Regions from separate parts of the Homo sapiens genome. Here regions 1 and 2 are each linked to region 3. A link is a contact called in ENCODE Hi-C or POLR2A ChIA-PET data. All regions are on one chromosome and are shown on one strand. The core of a region is the stretch at or near the end of the contact, and the rest is flanking DNA. Distances in the headings are between cores, read along the strand shown. Region 1 overlaps REV3L (REV3 like, DNA directed polymerase zeta catalytic subunit). Region 2 overlaps REV3L (REV3 like, DNA directed polymerase zeta catalytic subunit). Region 3 overlaps REV3L (REV3 like, DNA directed polymerase zeta catalytic subunit).

Evidence for each region. A loop is a pair of places that touch in the nucleus more often than their neighbours do. ChIA-PET counts read pairs that join two places held with the same protein, here RNA polymerase II (POLR2A). Pooled maps may share reads with other maps.
Region 1: a map of PC-3 shows a loop between it and region 3 (2.5-fold over the local background). The contact joins two enhancer-like sites. A Hi-C loop is called at or near these places in 2 of 168 maps with a recorded cell type or tissue (B cell and PC-3), 2 of 37 single-sample maps with no recorded cell type and 2 of 50 pooled maps. POLR2A ChIA-PET finds 5 or more read pairs at or near these places in 1 of 52 experiments (activated T-cell).
Region 2: a map of endothelial cell of umbilical vein shows a loop between it and region 3 (2.6-fold over the local background). The contact joins two enhancer-like sites. A Hi-C loop is called at or near these places in 25 of 168 maps with a recorded cell type or tissue (CD4-positive, alpha-beta T cell, CD8-positive, alpha-beta T cell, Calu3 and 19 more), 2 of 37 single-sample maps with no recorded cell type and 23 of 50 pooled maps. POLR2A ChIA-PET finds 5 or more read pairs at or near these places in 5 of 52 experiments (AG04450, GM12878, MCF 10A and 2 more).

What each region holds. Positions count from the first base shown.
Region 1 is chr6:111,380,705-111,384,171 of GRCh38, reverse strand. REV3L (REV3 like, DNA directed polymerase zeta catalytic subunit) reads left to right here. Exons shown (of 32, transcript NM_001372078.1): 10 at 2,728-2,847. Among named protein-coding and RNA genes, the nearest start is that of REV3L, 100 kb to the left of the region's middle. Within about 2 kb of position 1,456, at least 3 of the 41 ENCODE cell types and tissues checked have a DNase peak (open chromatin) inside an H3K27ac peak, as active enhancers do.
Region 2 is chr6:111,461,098-111,464,549 of GRCh38, reverse strand. All of the region lies in intron 1 of REV3L (REV3 like, DNA directed polymerase zeta catalytic subunit), which reads left to right. Among named protein-coding and RNA genes, the nearest start is that of REV3L, 20 kb to the left of the region's middle. Within about 2 kb of position 1,534, at least 3 of the 41 ENCODE cell types and tissues checked have a DNase peak (open chromatin) inside an H3K27ac peak, as active enhancers do; they include Panc1 and endothelial cell of umbilical vein, where a contact is called at or near this core.
Region 3 is chr6:111,426,118-111,429,431 of GRCh38, reverse strand. All of the region lies in intron 1 of REV3L (REV3 like, DNA directed polymerase zeta catalytic subunit), which reads left to right. Among named protein-coding and RNA genes, the nearest start is that of REV3L, 55 kb to the left of the region's middle. RefSeq lists a silencer at 1,839-2,039. Within about 2 kb of position 1,956, at least 7 of the 41 ENCODE cell types and tissues checked have a DNase peak (open chromatin) inside an H3K27ac peak, as active enhancers do; they include Panc1 and endothelial cell of umbilical vein, where a contact is called at or near this core.

The DNA.
Region 1 (3,467 bases), core at 207-2,706, 45 kb after region 3:
GTTTCCCCAATGTTTTCTTTTAGTATTTTCATAGTTTGAGTCTTAGATTTAAGTCTTTAATTCATTTTGATTTAATTTCTGAATATGGTGGAGAGATCAGGGTCTAGTTTCATTCTTCTGCATGTAGATATCCAATGTCTCAGCACCATTTATCGAAGAAATTGTTCTTTCCCCCAAGGTATGTTCTTGGCACCTTCATCAAAAACGAGTTCACTGCAGTCATGAATTTATTTCAGGGTTCTCTATTCCATTGGTCTGTGTGCCTGTTTTTATGCCAGTATCATGCCGTTTTGATTACTATAGCTCTGTAGTATAATTTGAAGTCAGGTAATGTGACCTCCAGTTTTGTTCTTTTTGCTCAGAGTAGCTTTGGTTATTCGGGATCTTTTGTGGTTCCTTATAAATTTTAGGATTTTTTTTTTCTGTTTCTGTGAAGAATATCATTGGTATTTTGATAGGGATTGCATTGAATCTGTAGATTGCTCTGGGTAGGCATGGACATTTTATCAGTATTGATTCTTCCAATCCATGAACGTGGAATATCTTTTCCATTTTTTGGTGTACTCTTCAATTTCTTGCATCAGTGTTTTATAGTTTTCATTGTAGGGATGTTTCACTTACTTGGTTAAGTTTATTCCTAAGTATCTTATTTGTAGCTATTGTAAATGGGATTACTTTCTTGGTTTCTTATTCAGATTGTTCACTGTTGGCATATAGAAATGCTACTGATTTTCATATGTTGATTTTGTATCCTGCAACTTCGCTGAATTTGTTTTTTGGTGGAGTCTATAGGTTTTTCCTAATATAAGATCATACCATCGGCAGATAAGGATAATTCGACTTCTTCCTTTCCAATTTGGATGCACTTTATTTATTCCTTTCTTTTGTCTGATTACTCTAACTAGGACTTCTAGTACTGTGTTGAATAACAGTGGTGAAACTAGGCATCCTTGTCTTGTTCCAGATCTTAGAGAACGGGCTTTCAATTTTTCCCAGTGCTGTGAATGCACTGGGTCACACCTGAAGTCAGCATGTCCCTGGGTCTCACCCGAGGCCTGCAGCAAGTACTGCCTGAGTGTCACTTGTGTTTACTCAAGGCCAAAGGGCTCTTTAGTGAGCAAGTGATGAACCCTGCCAGGTCTGAGTCCTTCTCTTCAAGGCAGCAGGTTCCCTTCTGGCCCAGGGTGTGTTTAGAGATGTCATCCAGGAGTTAGGGCCTGGAATATGTGTGTCACGACTCTACCTCCTCTACTGTGGCTGAGCTGGTATCCAAGTTGCAAGATAAAGTTCTCTTCACTCCTTCCTCTCCTGTCCTCTTGTGGAATGAAAGAGTCTTCTGGAGCTGCGAGTTGTGCTGCCTGGGACTGTGAAGGTTGGGGGAGGGGGGGTGACACAAATAATTCTTTAGCTGCCCCAGCTACTCTCTCACCAGGCGCGTGTACCCCAAGTCTACTGGCTCTGAGCCCAGCACAGCACTGGGACTTGCCCAAGAATTGCAGTCCTTGTGGATAAGACTGGCTTTCAAGTTTATTTAGGATCCCAAAGCACTTTAGCCCATAGTAGTAAGGCTGGCTGCAACTCAGGTTCTGGACTGCTGGGATGGGCAGTTTCCCTCTGGCTGGGGCTGGTCAAATCCTCTCCTCATGGGTGCTGGCTAAATTCTATACCGTGTCGCTCTCCACTGTGACAGGGACGTTGCTTTCCACTGTGACAGGGTAGCACTGAGTTCCAATGCAAAGCAAAGTCCCATATTCACTCTGTTCTGTCTCTCCTAAGCACAGATTTCTCTCTCCGTGCCTCAAGACCACTGCCTGAGAGATGGGAGGTGCTGTCAGCAATTCACGACTGTCTTTTCTACCCTCTTCGCTGCCTCTTTCCTTGATACGTTGTTAAAACCAAGTACTGTGATTGCTCTCCTGATTTTTTATTCTAATGAAGGCGCTTTCTTGTGTGGGTAGTTCAGTTTGGTGTTCCTTCAGGGGACGGCAATTGTTGGAGGATTCCATATGGCCACATGGACTAATATTTTTTGATATCATGAAAATGTAATGAATGTGATATATAATGAAAGCTTTCTGAAAAATATTAATGTAAAATGAATTTTTTAATTGCTTAACCATTTCTTTGTATTTTTATAGCACTTAAAAACTATTTCTGCCCAGTTATGGCAATGAAATGGGAAACCACAACTACAGTTCACAAACAGGCATGAAAAACCAACACACGCCCCATTAGGGATTACACTAAGCTCTTTATTTTTTATGCATTCAAAAGAGAGTCCAATACACATGTGTCAAATAATGAGCACTGTCAATTTTTTTTTTCTAGGAGAGTTCAAAAACATTTATTCTAAATTTGTTGTTTTTGAACCATAGAGAATAAAGAATTTTAGTATTCAAATAAGATAGTTTATCTTTCCTTTTCACTTTATATATTTGAATATGCAGTGATTTTTATCAGAGTAATATAACTACACACATTAAGTAGGATTAAAGAGGTTATAAATATTTGGTGATTTATAGATTCAGTGTTTGTTTTGATAAATCCATGTGACTGGTTAAATATTTCTGTGGCTTTTTATTATGTTTTTATTTGGCATGCATCATTAACATTTTGAAATTTAAAATAGGTTTATATGGTAATGCTTCCAAATTTACACAAATTCTAAATGATAAATTTTGGATTTAGGCCATTGCTTCAATTTTTTTTATTCTTTGTCAAATTAAGGTCACACTAGACACAAAGTGGAAGAAGCTCTTATTAATGAAGAAGCAATTTTGAACCTTATGGAAAATAGTCAGACTTTTCAGCCTTTGACCCAAAGACTGAGTGAGTCACCTGTTTTCAGTAAGTAACAGTGCTACCATAAATATTCAGTATTGTAATTCAGAGAAAATGTGTGTTGTGAAGAGGCATTTTTTTTTTTATTGACTTGAAGAGGTAAATGTTGCATGTTCAGTAAACACTCTACTGAATATGAAAATGAAACCTTGCATTAAATCAAGTAGCTTTGCTTTTTTTCTATACAGCTTAAAAAAATTTGTGAAAGAAAATAGTTTTTTTAACTGTACTTTGATTCACGGAAAACCGTATTACTTAAGAAGGAAAATGCATTTATTTTGAATTAATATTTTGCAAAGTTCAGTACATTACTAAAACACCATAAGTGGTTCTTTCTTGGTGAGTATCACAAATTTCACCGGAGGAAACACGGGTGGCTAGGGCCATGGTCCCAGCCTCCTCATCTCACTGGCCAGGGCTGCACTCAACCAGTCCTTCAGTGGCCTCCCCTTGAGTGGCATCTCAGGCTTCCTGCAGCCACTGCCAGCCTTCCCTGGCAAGGCCTCCCAACTAGGGGCTGACAGTGCTGAGCTGTACCCACGGCCAAGACCCTGTGCAGTCCCAGGCAGCCCTGGCTGGAGCACACAACAATGTTATTTTAATAATGTCCCTAAATTACTCTAATG
Region 2 (3,452 bases), core at 285-2,784, 36 kb before region 3:
TGTATGTTGTTGAGAACACACAGCATATACTTTTTACATTTTTTCTGTTTCTAAATATAAATTATCACAGATTCTTTTCTTTGGCATTTTTAAGAAGATGTTTTATCTATGCTGCTGAATGTTTGTTTAGGTCCCATTCCATACATACCTATCTATGAACAAGGGCTATTTTTCCAAGCCTAGTGTTTGCCAGTAGGTAGGGTATGGCAAGTTCACTTTAATCATATTTATTTTCTGCTTATAAAAAGATAGATTTGCCTTCCCTAGCATAAAGAACTAATGATCGTATACAACCCACTTAGATGAAAACATTCACTTAGTGTACCTCTACTGGATTGAGGTTTAAGGTTTTTTCCACTTTTCTCCTTGCACAGTTCGCTGGTATATGGGAACTAACATATTTATGGATAACCTGAAACAGTTTTTTTTTTTAAATTTTTGTTATTTATTTATTTATTTTACCAGAACATTGCATGCAAGCCTCCAGGTTGTAAAGGCCCTTAGGACTTTTAGTGATTTAATCAGTGATGGGAGCTAATTCATTTATTTAGATTTTGGATGCTTTTTAACATGCCAGGATGAAGACAGCTATGCTGCGTCAATTATGTTGATATTGGTTGTTTTTAGAGTAGATGAACAGAGGTATTACATGTCTTAGAAAATTTTTAGTAGGGGACTGGTTTCTGTTGGAGCAGACCGTGTCCCCAAGGTAGAGAAAAGAGTTACACAGTAAGTCCTTGCTTAATGTCCATGACAGGTTCTTGGAAATTGTGACTTTAAGTGAAATCACATATAATGAAACCGTTTTTTTCTCATTGTTATAATAAAATGAAGTTGAACAAAATGTCATTTGGAGATCTGCTACAAAGTTTTTCTTAAAGTTTAGGTTTCCAAGAACCTATCAACAAAGTTAAGTGAAAATTTACTGTATGTCTTAAATATTTTAGTGAAAAATTTAGAGAAGGATTATTCTGTATTTCATCAATTCTAAGAAGTATATTTTCCCTCCTTGTGCATCTCAGTAATTAGGATATGTCTTACAATCAGTAGTGCACCATATTTACTTAACAGCACTTTTCTTAGTACAAAAATTAATTATGTCATAATCACTAGCATCTTGGATTCAGTGAAATATATTAATAGTTGTTTAGCTTAGTGCCATTCTAAATTGAATCTCTTTATTTGTTGTAACATTAACCTTTCTTCTCTTCGGACAGTTTTGGCCTTGGCTTAACTTCCTAGCTTTGTTCACTTGGAAGCTTGATAAGGTAGAATATCAGTTGTATAACCGAGCACCATTGCTTATGGTAATAATGACTCATGATTACTGAATTGCATAAGGACCAGAGGAGGACTGTGAATGAATTGTAAATACTGGTACTTATACCGTTAACAGCTTTGGACTTCCCTGAGTGTGATAACTCTTGCAACTAAGCAAATCTGTTGCTGAAGCTCAGGAAGCTATGCCTATGAGACTGGAGATATTGGTTGCTATTTGGTACCTGTAAGCTAGAGTAGCTACTGCAAGGACCTTATGCTCTCATTCTCTTACACTTGATCTGCCACCTGAGAGGGCCAAAGATACTAGCCCCCGAATTGCAATGAGGACTCCTGCCTGACATGTTAAGTATAACCAGCCTGTTTGGGTTATGTGAGTCTCGGTGTCTAGTTAGGCCTAACGGGGTGTTGTACTTACATTCTGTGGCTTTATTTTGTTTTTAATATTTGCTGAGTGAATCTATATTTACTATTTATTCGTCATAAGAATTTTAAATTATAAATATGAGCACATCTCTACTAAGTAATGCCAAATTGTTTTCCAAAGTGATCATACCAATCTATACTCCCACCAGAAGTGTGAGTTTCTGATGTTCCACATCTTCACCAATATTTAGGATTGTCAGACTTAAGTTTTAAATTAGGAATTAATTTAAAACATCTCATTGTGGGTTTGTACATTTTTCATCACTAGTGAGAGATTGAGTTTTTCCATATGTTTATAGCCTACTCGTTCTATAAAATACTGAGAGATGTGTTGAAGTCTCCAACTTAATAGATTTGTCTATTTCTCTTTCCAGTTCTATCAGTTTTTTTTTCATGTATTTTGAAAGTTTGTTAGATCCATACATATTTAAGATCGGTGTGCCTTTCTGGCGGACAGCCTCTTTATCTCTGGTAATATTCCTTGTTCTGAAATCTTCTTTGCCTTGTATTAATATAACCACTTCAGCTTCCTTTTGATTAGTATTTACATGGTATATCATGTCAAAAACTGAAGTTTGCCATGAATTTCATACATATTAGCAATAGACATGAGATTTCCATCTCTCCATTGTATCACTTATTAATAAAGAGTAACTGGGGAGATGGTTGCAGACCAGATACTGAGAAGTAGGTTCAAAGGCAGCTACCTCAACAGAGACCCATGGAGAATTGTCTCCCAACATATTTTTTCTGTTTTTGTTTTTTGTTTTACTTTCACTTTCAACCTATCTGTATCTTTACACTTAATATGGGTTTCTTATAGTCAGCATATAGATGGGCTTACTTGTTTATCCAGTCTGATAATCTCTGTCTTTCATTTTGACATGTCTCTTTTATTTAGTGTGTTTAGATTGTTTATATTTATCAACATTGGTAATATGGTTGGATTAAAATCTACCACTATGGTATCTGGTTTATGTTAGTCTATCTGTTCTTTTTTTCTTTTGGATTACTTGGACTTTTTAAAAATTCCATTTCTCTCCGCGGTTTGCTTATTTATTTATACCTCTTTCTGAAATTTGTTTAGTGGTTGCCCTAGGGTTTGCCGTATATTTGTAATTAATCACAGTTTTCTTGATATAATAATACATAGCTTTATATGTAGTATTAGGACCTTATAGTTCTATACTCCCATTTCTCCTCTTCATCTTTTATGTTTTTGTTGTCATACACTTTACTTTTATATATATGCAATCAACATGCAATATATTACTACTCTAAGACTTTACAGTATATTGCTATAGATTTTATAGAACTGTTCATGTAGGTTATAATAAATTTATTTTTAAAAAGTCTTCAATAATTAGCCTTACCTTACTGTAACTTTTACTTTATTAACTTCTTAGTTTTTTAAACTTTTTTACTCTCTTACAATAACTTAGCTTAAAACAAATACATTGTACAGCTGTACAAAAGTATGTCCTCATTCTGTAAGCTTTTTTCTATTTAAAAATTTTTAATTTTTACTTTTAAAACTTTTGTTAAAAACTAAGACGCAAATACATTAGCCCTAGGCCCACAGAGAGTCAAGCTATAAATATCACTGTCTTCCACTTCCACATCTTGTCTGGAAGGTCTTCAGGGACAATTACACACATGGAACTGCCATCTCCTATGATAACAGTTCCTTCTTCTGTAATATCTCCTGAAGGACTTACCTGAGGCTGTTTTACAGTTAACTTTCCTTT
Region 3 (3,314 bases), core at 707-3,206:
GTAAGTTAGTGTTTTTTTCTGTCTGGTGGAAGAACTCCCATGTGCATTTTTTTGTAAGGTGGTTCTGGTGGTGGTGAATTCTCTTAGCTTAAGTTTGTCTGGGAAAGACTATGTATTTGACTGGGCACAATGGCTCACACCTATAATCCTAGCACTTTGGGAGGCAGAGATGGGAGGATTGCTTGAGTCCAGGAGTTCAAAACCAGCATGGTCAACATAGCATGATTCCCATCACTACAAAAGAAGATTTAAAAAATAAAAAGACAAACCAAAAACCCTCTTTTTTATATTTGAAGGATAGCATTGCTCAATACTTTATTCTTAGATGGCATTTTTTTAAAGCACGTTGAAGATGGCATTCCACTCTTTCCTGGCCTTTATAGTTTCTCTTAAGATGTCTGTTGCCAGACAAGTTGGAGCACTTGTATACATCATTTACTTCTTTTCTCTTGCTGCTTTCTTTGTCCTTGACCTTTGAGTGTTTCATTATTATATAACTTGGGAGTAGTCTTATTTGCATCAAATCTATTTGGTGTTGTCTTACCTTTATTCCTGTACCTGGATATTTATCTTTTTCTCAAGTTTTTGGGATTTTTTTCTGTTATTTCTTGAAATAAGCTTTTTGCCCCTTTCCCTTGCTTAACAAGAGCCCTCACTCTTAAATACCAATAAATTTCTTAGATTTTGTCTTTAGAGGTAATTTTCTGTATCTTAAAGGCAGCCTTCATTCCTTTCCATTGGTTTTTTTCTTTTTTCTCCTCATGTATTTTCAAATAGCCTGTCTTTGAGCTCACTGACTTTTTTTTGTTTCATATATCCTGCTATTGAGAGACTTTAATGAATTTTTCAGTTCACCAAATGTATTTCTCAGTTTTGATTTCTGTTTGTTTTCTTTGTATTATTTCACTCTTCTTGTTAAATTTCTCTAATAAATTTCTGTATTACTTTTCTGTGTTGTCTTGTAGGTTATTTAGTTTCCATTGTGCTATTGAGAGTATCTAATGAATTTTTCTGTTCACCAAATGTATTTCTCAATTTCGATTTCTGTTTGGTTTTTTTTGTATTATTTTGATCTCCTTGCTAAATTTCTCTAATAAATTTCTTAATTACTTTTCTGCTTTGCCTTGTAAAAGTTACTGAATTTCCTTATACCTGGTATTTTGAATTCTTGATCAGAAAGCTCATGTCACTGTCTTCTTAGGGTCAGTCACTGGTTCCTTGCTTTGTCTGTTTGAGGTCATGGTTCCCTGTTTTCTGTTGTTTGTTGTGGATATACATCTGTGTCTTTGCATTCAAGGATTAGTTATTTATTCTAGTCTTCTCTATCTGGCTTGTTTTGGTTTTTATCGAATATGCTTGCTTAGAGATTCTTTGAAGTTTACCTGTTAATTTTCTTTCTTTTTTTTTTTTTCTTAAATCTGCTAGGTTGCTGCCTCCTTTTCAGCACCTAACCTCTGGGTAGAGGTTCATGTCCAATGAACCTGTGAAATGAACCTCTTAACAGTGTGGTGCTGCTGAACAGCCACTCCAACTTGGCATCTCTTTTGGCTGAGTTACATAGCAGAGTTTCCAGGACTAGGGATGGTAGTCCCACCTCCGACCTCTTCTCTTTATTTCTGGTGGTTTTCAGGGATTATTTCTCCCTTAGGTATTTCCACTGCTCCCAGTTATTAGGACAGGGATAGGTCTCTTGCCAACAAACCCAAGATGGTGGAGAAGCCAGTTGTCCACCTCAGTTATACTTTTTCCAGTGTAGCAACTCTGAGTTGGGAAAGTTTTCTGCATGCTTGGTGCTGGACAGATTGAGGGGAGGGGCACTGTGATTATGAAAGTCTAATTTGCTTTCTTTTGCTCAGAGTTTTTTCACTTCTTTGTGGCCTTGGGAACTGTCTCCTCATATTTGAGTTCGGGATATTGCTCATGATCGTGTCAGCACTGTATTTGTGGTTTTGGTTTCCTGTGGCAGTGAGTGAAGCCAGGTTACTTCTGTACCACCGTTTTACAACCAGAAGTCTCTGTCCATTTTAAAATTTTATTGTCTTTTTATTATTGAGTTGAAAGAGTTGTTTGTTCTAGATACAAGTCCCTTATGAAATATATGATTCACAACTTTTTTTTCATTCTGTGCATTGTCTTTTCAACTTTCTTTTAGACAGGTAAAAGCTTAAGGTCCTTTAGTATTCAGCTACCATAAAATATGGTTGAATAATTTACTAGACTTGCATATAATGTTAATTACCAATAATATTTTATTTATTTGCATTTGAAGGAGCATTTAGGTATTTATGTACAAATTTGACCAGACAGTAAGTTTGTTTTGATTAACTTTTGATATTGCTTTAAATTGAGATGAATTTTCATGTCATAATCAGAATTTTTTTTTGAGACTTTGGTTTATTTACCTTTCAATTAAAATACCACAAAAATTAATGTGTGTGACCATTCTGGCTAAATTATCTGAAACTAAAAAGTGTTTGTTTTACAAGCCAGAATTTTATTTTTCACTAAGGTTAATAACACTAATTATTTTTATGACGTTTAGTCTGAAAGGTGCACATTTTCTTGGAGATTTGTGCTTGAAACTACTGTTAGAAGCTTTGTTTTTTAAGACTGAGCTTTTTAGAAATAGTTGTACCATGGCGTGTGCCTTTGAGCAGTACCCATATAGTTTCATAGTTATTGAAAATCAAGGGAATTGTTGATTTACTTTCTATAACAATAATTGCAGATTAAATTGCTTATGAACTTTGGATACAACATTTCATCAGATTTCTGACATATTAATCATAAAAGAATCATATTAATCATCAAACTACTGTTGTTCAGTTTGGAAGTTGGCCCTTAACCCATTTATGCCTAGTGTTCCATTATTGGGCTGCTAAGCTTGTGGGAGTTATTTATATCCTACTGCTCAGGGTCATCACCAAAGTCTGATTTTTCACACACAAAAAATTGCAACCTCTGGCATAAATGGGTTAATTGATTCCCTTCTAGTTCCGTTCCATAAAGGGGAGATGTGAGGACATTATACATATCTTCATTGTTTATAAGGAGAAAGAAAATAGTTTATAAGGAGAAAGTAAGATTTAAATCCATCAAATTTTCAGCTAGACTCAGTTGAAAGCCTTCTTAGAGGCCACCCAATTTGAAAAAGACATCCTGTGCATCAGTTTTACAGTAACAAATTCTCGGTTTTCTGACATCAACTGTGGGTGTTCTACAATTGAATTCAATTCTGACACTAACTACTACTAATGTATACCCTACAGGGTAAGGGTTCTGTCCGATAGTACTGCTCACTTCAGACACCAGCC